Regions from separate parts of the Homo sapiens genome. Here all the other regions are linked to region 3. Evidence: chromatin loops called from intact Hi-C (ENCODE). Cell type or tissue: heart left ventricle. All regions are shown on one strand.

Region 1 (8,000 bases), 270 kb before region 3:
AAATTATTTAAACAAAAAAGAAACTGGAGTTAGAGAAAGCAGAAATCTTCAGATAGGGAGGAAAAATAGTAGTAGCCAGTTCTTGGTGGGACAATAGCTACGAATGTCTGACATAGGCTCCTGACAAGTAAAAACGGTAAAAAGGGGACAGTAAAAAAGGGAAAGAGGGTCTACCACAGTAGCAGTCATCTCCAAGGGACACCTTCTCTAGGTATTTCTCCCTTCCCCAACTCACATTCAAGCCTAGTATATAATTTGCCTCATCAACATGCTGTCATTGTCAACATCATCCACACTCTCAAGCTTCAAATGTCAATAAAAATAAATTGCTGCTCATAATTCAGCTTTGTTAACACATTTGGGAAACTGGGGAAAAGTTTTTAGCCTATTTGCATATGTCAATGACATCAGCCAAAATAAGTCTTGACTTGGTGCCCCAGGGGCTAGAGAGGGCCTAACAAATGTGAACAAATCACTGGGTTCAAACACAAATTCAAAATCTTCCCTTCAACTCTCTATTTCTTTTATCTGATTCTCCCTTCACCCCCACCAACCTCTTTGGCCTCTTCCTTTGGCAATGGTGATGATGATGATGATACTTAAGATAATTCAGCTCCTCCTTGCTTCTGCAAGGTATGAGCCTCCTAGAAGCCAAAGAAATATAGTTTGCTAGTTATGTATGTATAAGTGATATATTTTTAACTATTTATTAAAGCCTAAATATATGCATAAAAGTACACAAAGGTATAAAATTCAATGAATTTTTATAAAATAATCGTATCCATGTAACCAACACCCAGAACAAAAAGTAGAACATTACTAGCACACAGAAGTCAATACTTTGCCCAAAGGTTGCCAGTATTGCACTTCTAATAGCATAGATTAATTTTGTCAGATATGTCCTTTATAAAAATTAAATCCTACAGTATGTATGTTTTGTCTTATTTTTTCTCTCAATATTAAGTTTATGAGATTCATTCCTTTATGTAGTTATTGGTTATTCATTCTCATTACTGTATAGTATTTATTGTGTAATTATACCACAATGTGTTTACTCATTCCAACATCGATGGGTAGTTAGCCAATTTTCATTTTTTACATTGTCTATTATACATAGTGCTGCTATGGCTATTCTTAAATATTTTGGGTGAAAATATGTATGCAATTCTTTGGGTATATTCCTAAGGGTAGAACTGCTGGGTGTTTGGGAATGCACACGCCCAGCTTAAGTAGAATCCACCAGATTTCCAAAATGAATACGCTATATATACTGTTTCAAAATATATATTTTTTGAAACAGGGTCTTGCTGTCACCCAGGCTGCAGTGGCGTGATCATGGCTCAGTGCAGCCTTGAACTCCTGAACTCTGGTGATCCTCCTGCCTCATCCTCCCAAGTAGCTGGGACTACAGGCACGCACCACCTGGCTATTAATTTTTTTTTTTTTTTTTTGTAGAGCTAGGTCTGCTTATATTGCCTAGGCTGATTTCAGACTCCTGGCCTCAAACAATCTTCTTGCCTCAGCCTCCCAAAGTATTGGGATTACGGGCGTGAGCCACTGCACCTGGTCAAAATGAATATACTATTTTGTGTTAACACCAGCAGTATAGAGAGTTCCAGTTCCTCCGCATCCTCCCAACACTTGGCAACTCCCCTTTTAGCCTTTCCAGCAGGTATGTTTGGTTCAGGACTTTTGCCCACTTTTCTGTTGAGTTGACTGGGGTTTTTAATTATTAATGTGTAAGAGTTTTTTATATATTGTGATATGAGATCTTTGTCAAGTGCAAGTATTGTAAATATTTTCTCTCACCCTGTAGCCTGACTTTTCACTATCTTACTGGAGTCTTTTGACAAAATTAGAATTTTAAAAATACATTTAGAATACTTTCCTGCAACCTCACTAATGAGAGGATTAAGAAACCTCAATCTATTCTGCAGGGAAATACATTGGACTCTGCCTGGGTCAGCTGGTAGAAGTAAGGAGGTAATTCTTTGCCCTAGAATTAAGAAAGAATAGCTGATAATAATACCAACCATAAATGGATTGCCTACTATATGTCTAGAGATTATTATATATATTATATAATATCAAAGTTAAAACTTACAACCTTCCTATGACATAAAAGCATTATTATCAACCTCATTTTCAGATGAAGAAACTCTGGCATAGACAAGTAAAGCAGCCATTTCTAAATTTCTACTCTTGACCTTTACTATATACTTTCTTTTTGTCACCTCACACTAAAGTCAAAAATTCACAATATCTCCTGTTTAATAGGAACTTAGTCTAGCTAAATATGGCCTCCAGAGATTACATGCAATGAGCAGTCATTGCAGGCAGCCTGACCTTTAGAGGCAAGGAGGCTTCTGTCTCCACCTGAGGGCAAGGCCTCAAGAGGAGCTCAGGTGAAAACTATTGGCCACTCTCATTCCAAGCAGCTGGGAGAATGCATGCTTTAGTCCTATAGGAAAGAGCTGAGAAGTACGTATATGACTATATGGCATCCACTGTAGTCTATTCCTTGTACTGTCTGTATCTGCTTGCTCCATGTAATAAGTTCTGATAAAATCTCCTCCAGGATTTTGTTGGGCCTTTTTCTGGTAGGAACATATGATGGGAAGGTTAGTGGCATAAACTACAGTCCTTGCCATTGCAGTTGTGCTTCAGGCAACAATTGATATTATCTCCCTCTTCCATGCCTCCTAACCTCCATTCTAGAGTCCCTTCACTATTTGTACCTCTGCTAGTGAAGAAGCTTACATGGTATAGTGACTCAGACCTTCATCCTATTGCTGGTCCACCAGCAGGTGATGAAGCTCCAAAACCCCATATTAGAGTTTCTTGGGATGCTCCTGGTACCAGTTGCTTCAGGTTAACTTGCTCGAGAAGCAGGCTTTAGGATGGAGCTGTGTATGCAGGAAAAGTAAAGGAAGCATAATTGGCAAAGGGAGAAGTTGAAATAAAAATCAGTGTAACAAAGGCCTCAGCCAATCCTACCGGAAGCTCTGGAATTGGATGGCCTTCTATAGTTATCCCAAATGGGGAAAGGAGGCAAGCCTTCACATCTCCACATAAACCAATCATTGGATGTGGCCTGACCCCAAGATGGGGATGAGGTTTGAGGGAGGGGCAGTTCTCTTCATCTGAAAGCTATTGACCAACAACAATTCCAGTCCTAGGTGGGGGTATTCTGGGAAGATCACCATGGCATCCACTGCAAATATTTATGCCTTAGATCTGAGTTGCAATAATTCAGAAGAATAAATTTTGCATTTGAAATATTTGGGGTATTATTGGGCAAGGCAGACTTCTGGAAGGGATTTAGGTAACATGCTTCATACTACCAGATTTCATCAGTTATCATCATCAAGATAGATATCAACAATTTGGAAGATGAATTCCAATTTTATTATTACTTTATATATTATGAAAAAATAAAAATTGCCACCAATTAAATTATGATGCACCATATTATATGTAAGAGGTATCTCAATTTCAGAGATAGGAAAGTGTAAATAAAGCCCCCCTGGATCTTAGAATTGATATGTAGTAAGTTTTAACACCCCTCCTTGCCATACACACACACACACACACACACACACAGAAGAAAATGGTGTTTTTCGTGGTGTTAGTGAATGTTGCCAAAATGGAAGTAAAGTAGGGTAGATTTATTGGCAAGATCATCCTCAGTCCAGGTGTCCAGATAAAGTAAAAGTTGTTCACTGCTTTACTTCCCTACATCGTACCTATGTCATGGTATATGTAGGGTAGGGAGCACATCCCAGTGGATAAATGGCATTTGGCATTCACAGAAAAGAGGACCCAGGGAAGACGTCCAGACCAGAAGGGACTTACTAACCCACTCACTTACTCAGGAGTCCTTCTCAGCTCAGGACACATGTGCCTGGGGTTGGCCATTCTGTCTCTCTCATCCTTTAATCCTAAGACTATAATAAAGGGAAAGGGGCCCTCACTCTTTCCCTAACCCACCCCAACTTTTCCTTTGACAAGAAAGATGTAGAAACAGTGTTCAGGAGTGAGGATACTCACCACTATGCAAGGCACAGTTCATTCTCTCTCAGTCCACGCACACCTCAGGCTCTGCCTTCTCTGTCCCACCTACTCTGTGGCAAACAATTCTTCTCTCTTCAGTCATAGCAAAAACTCTTGACATGTTCCCTCCTTCGTGTAATGTTTTATGATGACCTGAATGAGAATCAATCTTCTTGGTCTCTTCCTTTCTAAACTCCCACAGAGGCCTCTTCACTCATGTTTCTCACTTTAAATGTACTTACATCTTTGCTTGAACAGCATTCAGACTTGGTTTAATTGCAGCATTTTTCTGGGATGTGGCTGTCAGCATATCCTTCACAGGCTGACACATGACCACAATGTCTCTCCCACATTTTCAGCAACACAGATAATGGACTTGGCGGTGAATGCTGATTAAAGTCATGGAGCCTCTTGCTAGCTTCTGTTGCTGCTGCTGATGCAGAGTCAGGATCTTAAATGTACATCAAGATCTCCCAGTTGATCCTACAAGGTCTATCCTGGACAAGGGTGCAGGGTTTTCCCAGCAGCCCTCTACAATGGGATGATTTGCTGCTCGGGGTTGCTCTGATTTTCTAAGATGCTGGGGGGAACTGGAAAGCATCAACATTTATCATGCACTAGAGGGTGCCAAAGTCCTGGGTAACTGAGTCCATCTAGGAAGAGTGTGTCTCACCTTGAAGCCCCAGGAAAGAGAAGCAGCGTCCAAATTTCTAAAGTTCTTAAAAAATGACGAGTTCATGTCCTTTGTAGGGACATGGATGAAGCTGGAAACCATCATTCTCAGCAAACTATCGCAAGGACAAAAAACCAAACACCACATGTTCTCACTCATAGGTGGGAATTGAACAATGAGAACACATGGACACAGGAAAGGGAACATCACATACCAGGGACTGTTGTGGGGTGTGGGGAGGGGGGAGGGATAGCATTAGGAGATATACCTAACTGCTAAATGACGAGTTAATGGGTGCAGCACACCAACATGGCACATGTATACATATGTAACAAACCTGCACGTTGTGCACATGTATCCTAAAACTTAAAGTATAATAATAATAAATTTAAAAAAAGAAAAAAAAGAAATTCAAATAACCAAAAAATAAAAAATAAATAAATAAGTAAAGTTCTGCAGCTGGACTGGGCATGAGGACATCTGCTGGAACACATGCCTGCATTATCAGAGAGACTATTCTAAAACATTCAGTAGATCAGGATCTATACCACTGCTGAAGGTTTTTCAAAGGCAACACCACTGTGATTGAAAAAATATATATTTTAACAGTAGTAATAGCTACCTATTTGCATACTATTTATTGTATGCCATACACTGTTGTAAGCACCTTATATACATTAGATCCTGTCAACAATGCTAAAACATTATCTTCAAGTTATAGATGAGAAAACTAAGGCAGAGCGCTTAAGAAATTTGCCCAAGATCACGTAGCTTGTAAGTGGCAGGACCAGGATTCAAATCCAGGAGTCCAGGTACAAGGCCTTCAACACTCTGCTTCACTCACATGTCAACACAAGTATCAGGCACTCTATAGCCACATTTCTTGTCAGAAGTAAACATAAATTTCCTCCAGCTTCCCTGGTTAGGCAACTACCACGTTCAGTACCCTTACTAGTAGAAAGTTCTTTCTTAACAGTCCCATGAATCCAGTTCCTCTTTTTTACTTCCACCCTAGATTTTTTTTTAATCTATCTATATATATTTTTGCACTCTAGACTTTTTGACCATATTATGGAGTATTTACTGACTGCCCAGCCTCAACAAATGGGGATTTTTTTTTTTTAAGATGAGGTTTCGCTATGGTGCTCAGGCTGGTCTCAAACTCCTTGGCTCAAGGGATCCTCCCACCTCAGCCTTCCAAAGTACTAGAATTACAGATGTAAGCCACCGTGCCCAGCCAATAAATGGCTTCTGACTGCCATGCTTCTAAACACAACTGATAAAATCTTTCTTGGATTCCAACAAGCTGTTGGCCACATTTGTTTAACTCCTATTCCAAAATAATGCTGAAAGTACCCAAGTGAAACGTGACAAACTAGGTCCAATGACTTGGCATTGCATTTGAACTAAATAATTTCACAAAACTCTGAGCTAATGTACATGTAATATTTTTAAAAGGAAGAATTTTTTTTCCTGTTTTTTTTTTATACTTTAAGTTCTAGGGTACATGTGCACAACGTACAGATTTGTTACATATGTATACATGTGCCATGTTGGTGTGCTGCACCTGTTAACTCGTCACTTACATTAGGTATGTCTCCTAATGCTATCCCTCCCCCTCCCCCCACCCCACAACAGGCCTTGGTGTGTGATGTTCCCCACCCTGTGTCCAAGTGTTCTTATTGTTGAGTTCCCACCTATGAGTGAGAACATGCAGTGCTTGGTTTTCTGTCCTTGTGATAGTTTGCTCAGAATGATGGTTTCTAGCTTCATCCATGTCCCTACAAAGGACATGAACTCATCATTTTTTATGGCTGCATAGTATTTCATGGTGTATATGTGCCACATTTTCTTAATCCAGTCTATCATTGTTGGACATTTGGGTTGGTTCCAAGTCTTTGCTATTGTGAATAGTGCCACAATAAATATACGTGTGCATGTGTCTTTATAGCTGCATGATTTATAATCCTTTGGGTATATGCCCAGTAATGGGATGGCTGGGTCAAATGGTATTTCTAGTTCTAGATCCTTGAGGAATCGCCACACTGTCTTCCATGATGGTTGAACTAGTTTACAGTCCCACAAACAGTGAAGAAGTGTTCCTATTTCTCCACATCCTCTCCAGCACCTGTTGTTTCCTGACTTTTTAATGATTGCCATTCTAACTGGTGTGAGATGGTATCTCATTGTGGTTTTGATTTGCATTTCTCTGATCACCAGTGATGATGAGCATTTTTTCATGTGTCTGTTGGCTGCATAAATGTCTTCTTTTGAGAAATGTCTGTTCATATCCTTTGCCCACTTGTTGATGGGGTTGTTTGATTTTTTCTTGTAAATTTGTTTAAGTTCTTGTAGATTCTGGATATTAGCCCTTTGTCAGATGGGTAGATTGTAAAAATTTTCTCCCATTCTGTAGGTTGCCTGTTCACCCTGATGGTAATTTCTTTTGATGTGCAGAAGCTCTTTAGTTTAATTAGATCCCATTTGTCAATTTTGGCTTTTGTTGCCATTGCTTTTGGTGTTTTAGTCATGAAGTCCTTGCCCATGCCTATGTCCTGAATGGTATTGCCTAGGTTTTCTTCTAGGGTTTTTATGGTTTTAGGTCTAACATTTAAGTCTTTAATCCATCTTGAATTAATTTTTCTATAAGGTGTAAGGAAGGGATCCAGTTTCAGCTTTCTACATATGGCTAGCCAGTTTTCCCAGCACCATTTATTAAATAGGGAATCCTTTCCCTGTTTCTTGTTTTTGTCATGTTTGTCAAAGATCAGATGGTTGTAGATATGTGGTATTATTTCTGAGGGCTCTGCTCTGTTCCATTGGTCTATATCTCTGTTTTGGTGCCAGTACCATGCTGTTTTCGTTACTGCAGCCTTGTAGTGTAGTTTGAAGTCAGGTAACATGATGCCTCCAGCTTCATTCTTTTGGCTTAGGGTTGTCTTGGCAATGTGGGCTCTTTTTTGGTTCCATATGAACTTTATAGTATTTTTTTCCAATTCTGTGAAGAAAGTCATTGGCAGCTTGATGGAGATGGCATTGAATCTATAAATTACCTTTGGCAGTATGGCCATTTTCACGATATTGATTCTTCCTATCCATGAGCATGGAATGTTCTTTAAAAGGAAGAATTTTGGAAGAACTGGACAACACAATGTTCTGAACAAAACAAAAAAAAAATTTGAGATGGAGTTTCACTCTTGTTGCCCAGGCTGGAGTGCAATGACACGATCTCCATTCACTGCAACCTCCACCTCCCAGGTTCAAGTGATTCTTC
Region 2 (8,000 bases), 220 kb before region 3:
TCTGGCCAGTTTTTGCTTAAGGCACCCCCTTCCTACACCCCTGCTCTAATTGCCTGGGATATTTGGATTCTCAAATAGAGCCAGGAAATCAGGCAGGGAGTTTCCACCAACTCCCTAATCCACCCCAGGAAACGTGGGAAATGATAGACAGCAAAAGCCAAGTAAAGCCACAAGTCTTTGAAGGACAGATAATGTATAAATTCTAACAAAATGCCACCCACCAGGAAACTAACCACCTGGGAGGTGTAGAGGCCCTAGCAGCTTCCTGGAGGGGAGCCCAAGGAATCTAATTGAGTCTGAGAAGAGACTGCAAGCAAGGGATCAGGATCATGGGTCCAGGCTAACACAAGTTTCCAAAGAGCCTCAGAGGCTGCCCGCTTTAGGGAGTGACAGCAAAGAGTTCCATTGTTGAAAGTGTTTACAGGTCTTTCATTCAGAAAGAATTGATCAGACTGCTTCCCTCACGTTCTTTCTCCCAGTGACACAAGATCCCGTCTCCACTGAGAAAAACAGTGTGTTATTATTGCCAGGGTGTGAGAGGAAACCCTTGAAATGCCAATGTAAGGCTCAGACTGAATCTTAAATCCATTGGAATTGCCACAATCACATGATCTTTGGCCACATATATGTTTCCTTTGAATGTGTGTATCTATTTTGCACTTGTTACAAATCAAGCACTGTACTAAGCTCTAGGGTAGACAAGGGGAAGAGAAGAGAATGCTACTCAATAGATGCATATATTCTAATGGAAAAAATAGATGTGTGCACGAATAATATCAGGGGAAATGAACAGAGAAGGAAATGGGAAATGTACGGGTATGTAACTAGCCAAACTCAAGGTTCTAATTAGACACCAATGTTCAACGTGAAGGGGACTACTTTTCAAAAACTCTTGCCTAAGTCAACATTATCTATCCACCTAAGTCAACATTATCCTATCCAGTCTGATAGCAGGTTCTGGGCAGGGAGAAGAAACTGGGAATTGCATAGAAGCCATTAAATTCCTGGCGGGAGGCCTCTACAATCCCTGTCTCTTGGCTTGCTTAGGGGAGTTCAATACTGGCATTGGAACCCATTGAAGACACATTCCATTTTTGTTTCAGGGGCAAATGCACCTCTGATGGCTAGAAGTGAGAGGGGAAGCCCATACAGCATTTTCTTTGTCTTTACTCCTGTCCTAGGGAGAGGGCATTGGAAAGGGAACACACTGTTGGGGTTGTTTCCCTTGTAAAATACCCAGCAGGGTAAGCCTTAGCAGAGAATATGCTTTCAGAAAGCATTGGCCTACATTCCAACTTGTAGGGCCTGTGCTTCCTGAGATAACTGCTTTTGCTTGTTCCATTAATGATGTCTACTTACATCCCTCCTACACCAGGGTAAATGCCTGCCTACTCCCCAAGGTGCATCTGTCAGAAATCATGACAACTAGAAAGTGGGTTCAAGGGAGAGGGGAAGTTAAAATGGACCATCTACTGCCAGAACTGGAGGGGAGAAAGGAAGACACAGCACTGGACAGCGTCTGTGCTTTTGGAGTATGAGGAATTTTCTGGCAGCTTCTAACTGATCGAAGGCATCCCCAGAGACTCCAGCCATAACAGGAACTTGCTGTGCTAAAAGTATTTAAGAATGTTCAGTGGAGCCACTGTGTTCCACGGGCCATGATTTCTGCTTGGTGCAAGTCTATTACAAAAGCACCTAAGTATATCATTCCTCTAAACGTGGGCGTGATTACAAGAGGTGCTGGCTAATGTGCTGATACACACCAGCTCCATGGGCTGTAAAATGTGCTGCTGTTCAACTGCACGGTTATTGCTCCAGGACCGATTTTGTGGGCAAAGGGAATAGTATTCCCTCTAGCAATTCCAGCCACCTTGCAGGTAGGAAAACTTTTAAGAGACAAACAAGGTTATCTGTAACTGTTACAAAGTGCTAGTGACAGTCTGCCCAGGAGGTAAAGCTCACATTTAAACACTTAGGAATTCCTTTACCCCATTTGAGGAAGTCTGGATCACTCACGGGGCTGGACTGGAGAAAAGGAGAACTAGAGCATGATTTTCTTTTCATTTGTTCATTTATTTGTTTTTTCCATTCAACCAACAGTTACTGAGGACCTTATGCATTATGGACTTTTCTAGACATTGAGGACACAAAGATAAATATGATCTGGTCTCTTCTAACTTAGGACGTCACTATTTTTGCAGAGGGAAGATGAAACAGCACATAAACAATTACAATAACAAATTTAGAAGCTCACATTTATGTAGCATTCTCCATGCTTTATTTCATGTGATATTCATAACAACTCTATGGGACAGGCAGGAAAATATTATTGGGTCGGTGCCCATCAGCCAAAGACCACGGGGAACATATCCACAGGAATAAAGTTAGGTTCTTACTTGCTGCAGCAAGGAAGACCATATAGCATGGGGAGCTGTGGGGCCTCTCCAAAGTGGGGGAGTCAGAAAAAGGTCCATATACGGCTTGGGAGCTGGAGTTAGTCCTAGGGTGGGCTTAGCAGGAATGAACTCGGGAGTTTGGAACAGTCTGTGGCTTTGTATTTAGAATGATTTGGTCATACAGAGTCACTGTTAGATCAGTTGTCTGTGGTCTTATCTTGGAGCTCACGGATCTGAACAGACTGGTGTTAAAAGACTGAAAGTTTCTCTAGCTGCAGATGAACACTATGGTTTTGATTTGATACAGTTTATCTGTTTTGCACAATCGGCTTTGAAAAACTGTGGTTTCTATTTTCAATTCTCAGTACCCTCCCTTTAGTCTAGCCGCCAGTGTCTTTTCTCTTTATCAATTGTTGTTAAGATTACTTCAGTTTTACCAGTGGAGATACTAAGCAAGACTCACCAAAGTCTTCCTCATCAGAAGCTGCTGCAGAGGCCCAGCCAAACCCAGGTCTCCAGTGGGGAACACAAATAGACTCCCTTGACCTAGACACGATGTTCAGGCTATGAGCTCTGTCTTGCCTCATACCTATTTGCCTGCCTTTCCTTCTTACCTCCCTAACTGTATGAACGGCGACCACAACTTAACAAAGCTCCAGCCTAGTAAACGAGAACATGGTCTTTGGGAGTGAACTGCCCAGCTTCAGAGCCCGGATCTGTCTTGTACTGGATTACCAACCTCTCTATACTCTGGCATTTCCTCAGCTTTAAAACAGCAATAATATTAGTCTCTCCCTCAGGGGGTTATTGTGAAGATTAAAAGAGATAATATACCTAATGTGCTTAGAGGGGTGCCTGCCATATAGAAAGTGCCCAATTAAAGGGTTATTATGATTATTCTCTCCTGTCTCTGTAGCACCCAGTACGGTGCCCTGCAAACTGACAGCTGTGGTGTACAGCAGCACTTCTCAAATTTTAATTTGCATACAAATCATCCAGAGATCTTGTTAAAATTCTGAATCTAATTCTGTGGTTCCGAGAATCTGCCTTTCTAAGGAGCTCTTGGGTGATGCCTGCTGGGACCACACTTTGAACAACAAGTAGTTCTCTGCTTGTGGTCTGGAGACCAGCAGCTTCAGTGTTACCTGGAAACTTGTTGAAATGCAAATCCCCCCTTCCCATCAAACATGCTGGAATACAGCCAGCAATCTATGCTTTAATAAACCCACTGGGGTGTAGGAAAGAATAATTGACTGGATTCAAAAGTCTTGGATGGCATTCTGGATTTGCCAGTTAATAGTTGTGTGGCCTTGGGCAAGTCACTTAATCTCTGTTAGCCTAGCACTGAAGTCCCTAAATAGTTTATTCTTTTAAACCCAGAATGTGGCCACAAAAGACCCTAAGCTAAAATAGGGCCATGTTTCACCTCCTTGGAATCCCAAATTCACTGCTTCTCTATTGCTTCTGTAAAACTGGACACATTTTATTTACCCTGCTCAGAAGGCTGTTGTAAGGTTCTAATGAGACAATGCAAAAGCATGTGAAACTATAGGATAATACATAATTATTAAGTACTTGAAATATATTTGATAAATGGTTAAATGAAGAATGAAATATCACATATATAACTAAAACACCTTTGGAAAGCCCAGATCATTTCTTTATTAAAAGTCATTTTTTTAGGAGAGATGCATCCTGGGTTTCTTAGGAGCTGCAGACTTCTGTCAGAAGTGGATGTCTGATCATGAATGCTTAATGAAGAGCTAGGATATTTTATTTTAGCACTATTAATAGACCAATGAAGAAAACAACCAGGCAGGTAAAATAGCTCATTTATTCCAAGGTCTAAATACCTTTTATATGAGTATGTTCACATTTTTAAAACTCCGTTAGATGGTTGGGAATTTGCTGAGACACCCAAGTTTGACAGAGGCAGCCATTCCTACCTTAATATCTGGCCTGTCCACCTACACTGGATATTTATGTGTGAGGCTTTTTATCTGACTCTATCAAAACACTCTCCAGCTGGTACTGTCTATAATTAGGCAAACCTACTTATGAATATGACTCAGTTACTTCTACCCCAATCAAGAAGTATTAATTCAGGCTGGGCGTGGTAGCTCATGCCTGTAATCTCAGCACTTTGGGAGGCCAAGGCAGGAGGATTGCTTGAGCCCAGGAGAGCAAGACCAGCCTGGGCAACAAAACGAGGTCCCCTCTCTACTATAAATAATTTTTTAAAAATTAACCTTGCGTGGTGATGTGTGCCCGTAGTCCTAGCTACTTGGGAGGCTAAGGTGAGAGGATCCCTTTAGCCCAGGGATTCAAGGCTGCCAATGAGCTATAATCCTGCCACTGCACACCAGCCTGGGCAACAGAGAGAGATTTTGTCTCTTAAAAAAAAAAAAAGGAAACAAATATTAATTGAGACACATGATGAGAGTTTTATTTTATGTATTTAGTAAATCCCAAAATTTTAAAATAACTATTACTAAATGCCTACTAAGTTTAAGATACAATGATAGTAACCAAGACTTTCTGTAGACCCTCCTGTTGTCACAAAACTACCTAGACAAATCTAAAATATGTGCCTCCCAGACAAACCACACATCTTGCACTTGAGAATAATTTCCTGATACAGCCATCCCATGTAACCTTAATTAACAAACCCAAATCTAATAATCTCAGCAGAAGCAAAATATTGCGATGGGAATGACCCTGAGCTGATCAGAAGGATGAGAACCCAGGTCTGCTATTAACCAGCTCCCAGACCTTCTCTCTGCCATTTGCCCTCTACGCCTCATTTTCATTGTCTGCGAAGTGTGAATTTTGAAATGATCTTATAAAGTCTCCTCCAGTTCTAATATCCTATTTGGTGCTCCTGTGCACGTCTCAGGTGAACATAGATGTGAATTGTTCCTATGCCACTTTTCTGTGTGTTTGCTTACCCTTTTTCCTTTTCCTGTCAGTTACTCTAGATGTAGCCAGCTTGAAGGTAGACACTACAGCCCATGCTGATTTTGAAACATCCTCCGCAGGACACAGCCTCAGGGAGCTCTCAGTTGATATTGCTGGCAAATGGCAAACTATCTCTTTCCATCTCTAGCAAACTCAGGAACCCCACATTTATTCCTGCTAAGCATTTTCTCTGTGTTGCCTTATAGCTGATCCCACTATAGTCTAGTGGGTCTATGTTACAGACCCATCATGAGGTGAGAGACTCAGAGTTGTCCTGCCACCATTTTCAGAAAAAAAAGCTGCAATCCCACTGACAGACCTGCCTTTAAGAAGAGAGAGAGATGTGCTGAGCCCCATCTCAGAAGAGCAGCTCACTCCTCATTGGCAGAACTGGTTGTTGGTAATATCACTAATGTCAAAAGTAGTGGCCATATGTAGAATCACAGCATATCTGTATTGGAAGTGCTCACATAGTCCCTTTTCCCCTTAGGAGGAAACCGAGGCCCTGAGGTGGAAGTGACATGCTTAAGTTCATCTATTTATCCCTTCCTCGACTTTCCATTACTCTAGGAGTTTGAATGCAAGTACAGAGAGAAAATGTGGAAGCGTCAGACACTGCAGACAAGGACAGCTATTTGAAGAGCCTTACTCCGGCCTATCTTTGTTAGGATGCTGAGGCATTATATTACAAGGTTGACAGCACAGAAAAATTATCAGACACAAACTGAGTGAATTTTGATGGGACAAGTGCCATGAAGAACATCAGGGAAAACTGCCCAAATGTAATATGCTATAGAAATATTATACACAATAGAATATTCTCACTGGTTATATGCAGATATAGCAGAGAAATATTACAGTCTCAAGGGTCTAGAAGCTGAACATGAGTCAGCAGCACTGCGATATTGTTTAATACAGCAGAAATGGGATTCGGAAGCAGACAGGGATGGAACATTCTACTCAGCACATTTGAGTGCTCTCGCTCTTTTTTATTATTCTCTAATTGTATCTTTTGTGTAAGTCTTGTCTCCCCAATGAGATTAAAGACTCCCGAAGGACACAGGCCTTGATTCGTCCTTTGTATCTTTTTACCACCAACAAGAAAATATATGTTAGAGAAAGAGAGAGAACTTGGAATCTAAGAGGAGGCCGACGGTGTTTTGAAATTCTATAATTTCAGAGGGAATTTGCTTAAAAGATATGAGCAAAGAGAAATGAAACTAAAATTAAGAGGTGTCTTGATGTCAGCCTAGAAAAGAGATGACTGAAAGAACACACAATGACAGTAATGGCTACCATTTATTGAGTGCCTGTTAAGCTACAGTCAATGAATATCCATTATCTCTAATTTTTACAATGACCCTGCAGGGTAGCTTTTAGTAGCCCCATGTCACAGTCAAGAAAACTAAGAGAACTTAAATAATGCTGCTCATGATTATAAAACTACCAAGTGACCGAGCTAGAGTTAGGGCCAGGGCCGCCTGGTTGTGAACTCCAAGTCCTTTCCATGGGCCCATTTGCCATCCTGAGAACAGAGAACAGGTTCTATCTCTGTTGGAGCCAAGAAATAGACCTTACATAGCAAGAGGAACTTCAGGCCTATGGGAGAAATAGCTTTCAAGCCAGGAGGATGGTCACTGAGAGCTCCATATCTCAGCCTCGCAGCTGTGGAGGCTGACATGTGGGCATATGGAGTCCAGTGCAGAGGGATCTACAGGACCTTCTGGGGCTCAGGCAACTCTTCCTGAAGTCCTAGCGTCATAGGAACATGCAAACCCTAGCTGCCCTGGAGGTGGTCCAGTTCTGTTTCTATTTGTGTCCTTTCCATGTCACTTTGGCTGACTCATCCTCCTCCTCTCCACAAGGGAGCTCAATCACTGTCCTTGTCATAATGAAACAAGAGATCTTAAAACAAGCTTTCCTCACTAGAAGTTGCAGGAAAAAGATCCCTGTTACAGCAAAAAAAAGAGTAAAAAGAGACTGAACAAAATGTTAAGTATTGAATTTAGAGGGTTTGGTTTTTTAATGTCCCCTTAGACTTCTCTGATTTTTCCACAGTCTCAAAATCAAAATGCTCGTCTTTCAAACTAGGCAAAATATTACATATATTTAAAATAATGTAAAAATTTAGGAATAAAATACCTACACAAGTTTTAAGGAAAATACTGAAAGTTATTATGTTCAATTACAACCTTTTCTGGTACTTCCCACTGGTGAATAATCTTATGTTTTCATTCTACTCTTGTGATCTGAAACATGTTCCTCCCATGCCATAAATTAAAACGAATGAGCAAACATATAAAGGCATTTTTTTAAATGTCAACAAAGTGCACATGCTATAAAGTTGACTAACATCAATAGCATTTGAAATAAACAGTTAACAAACTGGTGGTCACAGAGATAACATGTCAGGCAAAGGTGATTCCTCCCCCAAGGAATTTGAGCCAGGCTAGCCAGAAACCTCAGCACACTCAGGAAAGCAGTCTGGGGTTCTATTTGACTGTGATGCTGGGAACTCCCAGGGCAGAAATATCCCACTCTATACTGTCAGTGCTAGGCAGAGAGCAACTCTCCAGGCAACGCAAGATGCATTGACAGCCAAATGGGGACGTTTAGACTTCTTTCATTTCTCTCACTTTGCAGGTA
Region 3 (8,000 bases):
TAGAGAAAAAAAGACATTAGTGGAAAAACTAGTAAAATCAAAATAAAGTCTGTAGTCTTAATTTTAAAAAGAAAAAAGATATGGTCTATCAACAACCAATTGATTCTTGGACAGTGATTCTGATGCCCATGGTCGACACATAACACCTTGAGAAATGCCTTGACTGTGAGTTGTTTCTCCCCCTCAGTACAGGATGAGTTCTTTCATATCTCTATGCATTTTGCATTTGCCAAATGCTGGTCCTGTACTACTCATTCACCTTTCTCTTTTCAGTGAGACTCTACAGTCTGTCAGTATTCAATTTAAATGTCACTACTTGAGCAAAGTCACACGTAAATCTCTCAGTGGCCAGAGAGCCACTGAGTGGCTCTCTGACCACTGAGGGATTTACATGTGGCCAGAGATTTACATGTCTGGCCTTCCACGGCACTGGATACACAACCCCACTAAAGCAGGTGTCACAGTTTACTATAATAACTTGTTAACAGGTTTATTTTCTCCAGTGATCCATGTGCTCTTTTTCAACTTTGAATCCCTAGTACCTAGCACTATGTTTGGCTCCTGCCAGGCAGGCAGTCAGCCTTTGCTGAATGAAAGGACCAGTGATTGAGGTCTGTGGCTACACGGTAAAATGAGAGAGACGAGTCATCAAAGGGAAAAACTGCTTTTTTGTTAACTATAAAGTGAACCAAGGTGTCAGAACAGTTAAAACAAGGATGAAGAGTGCTTTTAGATCTCAATCAATTTTTAAATTACTCGTCACACCTGTCCTAGCTAAAGACTAACTCTAGCACCTCCTGCGGCCTGTTAGTCAGTATTTCACACTTGGGCAGCAGATCCAGCAAATGTTCAATGATCGCAGAAGAAATACTTAGAAGCTATTGGCTTTGAAAATAAAAATGTAAGAAGATGCCTAGTAAAAGCATCTGCTAAATATTCTTCCTGTTTGGCACATTAGACTGCAGTATCAGACACATGACCGTGGTCATACTGTACACAATGCCCAATGTCTGCCAAAACTCTGGCATATGAGAGACTTAGTGCTGGAGTACGGAGGGATTCTTCCGGTATCCCCACTACACACAGTGGTGGAAAGAAGAGCTTCCAGAACAAACCCAGTCAGGCAAAGAGGCAAATACACTGCATTTAGTAACGCTGCTGGAGCCCGCCCTTCACCCTTTCTGAAGGTAGGATACTAAAAGGGCTCAAGCCTAAATCTAATCCAACAAGCTATATTCTGAATAACGACCAATCTCTGATAAAGCTGTTCCCCTAACCCTTCTGCTGCCCGAAACACTCACTCTACAGCCCCTACTGGGCTACCGGGTTCCCCACTGGACTCTGGACAGCGCCGCGCCCTGCTCGGCCTCACCCACCCGGTGGCGCTTGGGCCCGCCCTAGTCCCCCACCCCCACCCCAGGGCACCACCTACCAGGGCCCCGCCCCGCCTCAGCCCCACGTGCGGGGCCCCACCCCGGCGCTAGCGGCCCTTTAAACACCCCCACCCTTACACATTACCCCCCCCCCACCCGGACGGCAGCCGAATAGGGACAAAACTCATGGCGTACAGCCAGTTTCCTCCGCGGAGCACGTCCTGTGCTGCTCCAGCCGTTGGGGCTCTCCACCCCGGGCCACAGCCTCCTGGCGCCCCCCGGGCCGAGGCAGCCGGGCCGAGGAGTGTCGGTGTGGTCCGGCTACGGGGCGGGGCCGGCGGGAGCTCCGGTCGCCGCCGCCGCCGCTGCTGCCTCCGCCTGCCTCTTGGGCCGCCCGCTCGCCCGCCGCTGGGTGCGCTGCACGCGGGGGGCAGCCGTGGTGCAGAGGTTCATGCAGCGGCGGCGGCGGCGGCGGCTGCTGCTGCTGCCGCCGCGGAGGCAGACAGACCGGGCGCTGCCACCGCCGCCCTCCCCCGGCTCCATGCCGCCGCCGCTGCCGCCTCCTCCTCTCCGGCGAGGGGCGGGGGGCTCCGGCCCGGGGTGGGCACCATTCCTCGCAGCGCCGCTCCCCTCCCTGCCCTCCGCCCGGGCGCTGGAGCCGGCGAGGGCACCCGCCGCCTCCTAGGAGTGCACCCTCCGCGCGCCCTGCCGGAGCGAGGGGGCGGGCGTGGGCGGACGTCGGGGCAGCGGGGACCCCGCGCGGCTGCAAGAGGAGGGGGCTTCCCCAAGGATGCCCGGCGGCTCCCCGCTCCTAGGTGCGAGCTGAGTCTGACCGGGAGCGAGCGGCGCGTCGCCATGCCGGCGTGACGGGCGCCCCCGGCTGCCCGCGCGGGCCCCCGCGCTGCCCCACGCCGCGCCGTGCCGGCACCGGGCTGCAGGATGGGCTGTATCCAAAGCATCACCTGCAAGGCGCGGATCCGGCGCGAGAACATCGTGGTGTACGATGTGTGCGCCACCATCGACCAGTGCCCCACGCGCATCGAGGAGACCTCGCCCATCGTCCTGCGCTACAAGACCCCCTACTTCAAAGCCTCCGCCCGCGTGGTCATGCCCCCCATCCCCCGCCACGAGACCTGGGTGGTGGGCTGGATTCAGGCGTGCAATCAGATGGAGTTCTTCAACACCTACAGCGACCTGGGCATGTAAGCGACTCGCCGCGCGGCACGGGAGCGGACTCTGGGCCCCCAGCTCTGCTTGCCACCTTGACCCCCCTCCCCAGCTCCTTCCTACTGCTGTCCCCATCGTCTTTCTAAACCTTCCTCCCGCCTCCTCTCCCACCTCCCTCCTCCCTACGCTTTTGTTTCAGTGACAGGGCGGGTGTAGGGAGGCTCCTTGCGAAGGCATTTTCTCGTGGTTTGCTTCTGACTTCCCAGAAACGCGAGGAGAAAGGTGCGGGGCGGGAAGAACGCGACAAGGAGGGTTCGAGAGGCGGAGGTGGGGATGGCTGGCGAGTGCCTGGCGAGTTTCAGGGCGCCGTCTGTGCTTTGTGGGGCTCCCCGGGAAGAGTTTGGGGGAAACCATAGAGGAGTGGAGTGGAGTGCCGGGGGCGCATGGGCTGTGCCGCGCGTCCTTTGGAGAAACCGGAGCGGGCTTGGAAGAGCAGGTCCCGGGCATCCGAGCGGGAGTTGGTAGTTCTGTCCTTGCCCTCGCGACTGTTGAAGTTTCGAACCCTTGTCCCCCGGGCCAGGGAGCCCGGAGGCGTTTCCGTCTGGAACCACAAGCCGGACACAGTTGCCTCTCTGTTTCCGCGCCCCCTGGACCAGTTCTGGTGGGGAGCTGGAAGGCACCGAGTGCGTCCCGGCCAAGAAGGGCGGATAGCCTTGTGCGAGCAGCGTTCGGCTGGCGCGGCGCGGGGTGTTTCTTATGCTAAAGGAAAGGATGGATCTCTTGTCTGTCTAGGGTCCTTACTTTTTAAAACTTTCCTAATTGCGGCACTGGAAGGGATTCCCCTGGCGCCCACCGCCGAATTCTATCGGCGAGCTGGGAGCTCTCCAACTTTCAGCAGCGCCGGTTGGTGCGCGCCGGGCTTGGCTGCTGCGGTGAAGACCAAGGATCGCCGCGGCTCCTCAACCGCCAGGGGCCGCAGGCTACGGGCGGTCGCGTCCGGGACTTTTATATTTACCAAATTTTCATAACTCCGCACCCGCCTCCTTTCAGAACTAGACTCTGAGCAGGTGGCAACGACAATAGCTAAAAGGTTTAGGGCCTGCCTTCTACCTGCTGTTACAATGTAGGTCTAGAACACCCTAATTAGCCAGTCTGCAGCCTACAGGGAAACCCTTTTTCTGGAAATTCAACCTCATTTCACTTATTAATCTAAAACTCTAGAGCTCCCAAGGTTCGTCTATTTAATATGGATATGGGGTGGGGGAGTTCCCATTTTAAAAGGTCAAACCATCTTTTTAGCAGCAGTTTGCAGGCTTTTTATTGCACTCTGAGAGCATGTCAGTTAACACTAGTCATAGGCGCTAAAAGAAATTTGACAGGTCGTTGTTTTCCTTTTTTCCTCCCAAAGATTTTGCACTTTTCTCTTTAAGCACAAAAGCTTAATCCTTGAGAAAACTCAATTCCTAGTGAAGAAATGTGAGGCCCAGTTTCCAATATGCCTCAGCACACTGTATTCTTCCAGAGAAGACAGCTAGATGTGAGAAATGGGGGATATTTTATTTGGGGCGAATCATGCCATTTAAAAACTGACATACCCTCAAAAGAATGATTATATGTGAACACATGTGTCTCTTAAAACTGCTTTTTAAAATAAATCCATTGTTTCCAGCCAAGTCAGAGAAAGCCACAGGCAGGGCAAGAGCCCTTCCTCTCATTTCCCTGGCCTCACCCTGATGGCAGTGGGTTGCTGGAGGACAGCAAGTGCTCCCCACAGCAGCCTGGGGCCCCTGGTAGAGGAAGCCAGGAGTGACTGTGCAGAAGCAGCCTCACTTTTCCCAAGACTGCACAGCGGAACTCTCTGTTGCCTCAAATCTCTTATGAATAAGTAAAAGCAAATATATAAATACAGAATTATTTCCGTAAAACTTACTTTACCTTAGGAGAAGTCAAGTTGAGATATAAACAGACATGGTAGTTGAACTTCCTGGAATCTATAGGGAAGGTATGTCCTCACTGGAACCAACTTTAATGGATATGAATCAGTGACAGGATTCCTGACCCTTCCCCACTGAATCCTTGCATTTGGGATTTGGAAAGTGGTTTTGTTTTTAAACTGCCACTTTTGATATTTTAAGATTCTTGGTTTTCATGTAGATGTAGGAGAGCAAAAATAGACCCCCAATAAATCATAAAGCATATTATTATAGATTTGTGTCCACAGTCTACCTGTTTCTTCATGGTTGCAATAATTGCTATGTGTTAAAGGCCACTTTGGAGCCCAAATTTGAATGAACCAATTTCCACAAGATATTTATGCCTGGAAAATTTTGCTAGTGTAAACTTTTTAATGGGAATTCATATTGCATGAAAGTTGCTGCAGTCTATTAGTTATTATGTCTACTTTAGCCAATATCTGGATTGTAAAAAATAGCATGGAGTGATTTTTCACCTCTGTGCAGTGTTCTGTCACATGAACCACAATATGGTGAAAGGGTTTGGATTAGAAAACTGCCTTTTCAATATTTTGAAAAGGATTGTGCCAGAGGAAATCCACAACATAAAATGGCAAGAAACTCCTGTTTACAGGATTGAAAGAAAGCCTGAGGTTTTGTGGTTTAAATTGTAAACTTTTCCAAGAAGGGGTAGGCTTCTAAAAGAACATTTGAAATAGTTGATGGCTATGATGGCCAGAGCTTAATTTGAACTTGAACTCATTTCCATGGCACTTCCTCGAATGATTCTATAGAAACCAGGCTGGTGAAGAGTTGTGGCACCTATTTATTTCTCATTTGGCCCTGGTGAATCTTGCTAGTGCAGCCTTGAACAGACTGCTGCAAGTCTTCATCCCTCGGGGAGGAAGGGCTCCTGACTCTCTCAATCAACCTGTCAATATACAAACATTTACCAAATGCTTCTGCTGTGCAGGCAGCAGCACCAAAGAAAAAGGAATATGCAGGCAGTTTTCACTGCTTCTCATTATAAGACGACAAATGCAGAGAAAAGCAGCGCTCTTTGGTGGTGTGGAAGAAATGCCTGAGAGCGCTGGCGGGCCAAGCAGGGTGTTCTAGAGGTGAATGGACTCAAGGTGAACTCTGAGGTATGGGTAATATTCAGGTAGGCAAGGAGGAGGGACTAATTCCAAAGGGGAAGACCAGCAAAAATATGGAGGTAGGAAAATAGAAGGTGTTTTAAGGGGGCATAAGTGGGCCAGAGTGGAGTGTTCAAGAAGGAGAACAGTAGGAGATGAGGTTTGAAAGGTAGCTTGGGGTCTGTTGGGTGGGCCCAGAATAACATAGTCTGGAAAAGGAAAAGATTAAAGTCAGATCTTGACCAGACAGAGGATGTCAGGAAGCTCTTCCTATCTTCTTTATACCTCTTGAGTATGCAGAAGCTTTCCAACAGAAGTGGAAGACGTTTATAATGGAACAGTTTTGAATGCTGGAGTACAACGCTGAAGAGGTTTCCTGAGTAAGATTTGAGCAAGGAATGGGGCTCTTGTGCCAGGGTTGAATGAGATGAAGACAAGGTCAGGGAAAACCAGCAATAGCTAAAGCCCCTTCTCATTCTCTTTGAGTCTTCTGGGGCTATAAGGGAACTTTTAATGGTCAGGCTGGGCTGATAGTATGGAAACCATCTCCACTGCCAATTTGGAAAAGTTTGGCCTGTGTGAAACTTTAGGAAGTCATAGCTCAGTCATAGCTTCAAGAGACAGGTCCTGCCTGTCCCTCTACTCCTCCTTCAGAATCAAGATTATTGAGGATTTGGCTGTACCCGCTCACCTCTGTTGCCTGTTCAGTTTAGTCCAAGCTGATCTCTATCCATTCTGAAACTGCTCTTGCTAAGTTCGTCTGTGATTTCCATGTTGCCGAATCCCTCAGACACTTTTGAGAGACTCACCGTTTCAGCAGCATTCCTTGTAGACGGGCTTCTCTGTGTGGAACTGCTCCCATCTTTTAACTTCTATGCTATTTTTCCGCTGTTCCTGTAACTCCATCTTACCTCAAAGTACAGTTAATGGGACTTTTTTCTTCTTGTTCTATGCTTTCCTTGGGTAATTTCATCCATCCTAATGGTGAGAGATAACCTCTATGATACACAGTCACCTCCAGTCCAGATGTGTGTGTGTCTTCGCACAATGATGACATGACACAATGAAAGACATCTCAAGCTTAGGGTATCCAGACCCGAACTCTCGATCCCCACTATAGCTCCCACTCTAAATCTGCACCTTTGCCATTCTTCATCTTAGTAAACAACACCTCCACTCTTTGAGTTGCTCAAGCGAAACCATCTGTATGTCACCCTAGATACTTCCCCACACATCCAGCCCATCATTAAATCCTACTGATCCCATCTCCAGAATATGTGTGTAATCCAGCCACCACTCTCTCTGTCTACTGCTACCATCTCAGGACATGTCACCATTAACTGTCACCTGTTCTTGTAGAGACTTTCTAACTGAACCTGTCACCACCATTCTTGTCCCCCTCCAGTCTGCCTCCCACATAGCAGCCAGAGTGATGTATTAAAAATGTAGATGTTATTAGTTTCTTGCTTAAACCTTTTAATAACTTACCATTGCAATTGGAATAAAATGGGAAAATCTCTTGCATGGGAGGCCGAGGCAGGTGGATCACTTGAGCCCAGGAGTTCAAGACCAGCCTGACCAATATGGTGAAACCCCATCTCTACTAAAAATTCCAAAAAGTAGCTGGGCATGGTGGCACACGCCTGTAAACCCATTTACTCTGGTGGCTGAGGCACGAGAATTGCTTGAGCCTGGGAGGTGGAGGTTGCAGTGAACCAAGATTGCACACTCCAGCCTGGCTGACAGAGCGAGAGTCTGTTTCAAAAAAAAAAAAAGAAAGAAAATCTCTTTCTGTTCTCTGATTTTCTGTTCTTAAGCCTTGTCAGCCTTCTTCCAGTCTTTCAAAAGAACCAACTTTATCCCAACTCAGAACGTTTCCATATGCCGCTCTCCATCTGAAATGTGCTTCCTCCCTGCACTGCTCTAGCTACTTCCTGCCCCTCATTCCGGTCTCAGCCGCTATCTCCTCTGAGAGGCTATCCCTGATCTCACAGTTGAAATTGGGATCCTCCTGTTCTTTTCCTTCAAGATGCGCTGTTCTTATACTGGTTACCATTACTAAGAATATAATTAGTGAGAATATAATTGTTTACTTAATTTCTGACTTGTCCATTACAGTGTAAATTTCATGAAAGCAGATGTCATGTCCATCTTGTTTATGAACAGTGCATGGCCCATAGCAGATGTTCAAGAAACATTTGATACAAAATAAACGAATAAACTATTTTTCTGACCTCAAATAGTCTGTCCTCTTCAACAAATAATGTCTCTTCAAAGTTAGCTTTTCATGTTAAACCTAAGCCTGAACCCACAAAGATCTTGAACCCAAGACACTCCAGCAGTTACTTAGCACTAATATATAGTTTAACTCC

What was found. A loop is a pair of places that touch in the nucleus more often than their neighbours do. Peaks named below come from ENCODE experiments on the same cell type or tissue, not always from the same donor. Only the 100,000 strongest peaks of a DNase experiment are listed, where the experiment ranks them.
Region 1: a loop joins it to region 3, with 4 times the contacts of the local background. A loop is called at or near these places in 13 of 110 quality-filtered maps.
Region 2: it touches region 3 in a loop (2.5-fold over the local background); 4 of 110 quality-filtered maps call a loop at or near these places.

The regions. Positions count from the first base shown.
Region 1 is chr1:166,430,549-166,438,548 of GRCh38, reverse strand. No RefSeq gene overlaps it. Among named protein-coding and RNA genes, the nearest start is that of LINC01675, 55 kb to the left of the region's middle. In heart left ventricle, a CTCF peak has its summit at 4,650 (motif pointing right); no DNase peak of the experiment used is centred here.
Region 2 is chr1:166,378,826-166,386,825 of GRCh38, reverse strand. No RefSeq gene overlaps it. Among named protein-coding and RNA genes, the nearest start is that of LINC01675, 110 kb to the left of the region's middle. RefSeq lists an enhancer at 2,943-3,763. In heart left ventricle, no CTCF peak of the experiment used is centred here; no DNase peak of the experiment used is centred here; H3K27ac peaks cover 1,362 bases.
Region 3 is chr1:166,160,561-166,168,560 of GRCh38, reverse strand. FAM78B (family with sequence similarity 78 member B) reads left to right here and starts at 1,560. Exons shown (of 2, transcript NM_001017961.5): 1 at 1,560-2,575. The coding sequence starts at 2,313. It overlaps LOC112268276 (a long non-coding RNA gene), which reads right to left and starts at 2,684. Exons shown (of 3, transcript XR_002958633.2): 1 at 2,507-2,684. RefSeq lists silencers at 1,320-1,809, 1,850-1,909 and enhancers at 2,300-2,349, 2,450-2,619, 1,791-2,693. In heart left ventricle, CTCF peaks have their summits at 1,356 (motif pointing right) and 3,511 (motif pointing right); DNase peaks (open chromatin) are centred at 1,510 and 3,450; H3K4me3 peaks cover 3,150 bases; H3K27ac peaks cover 922 bases.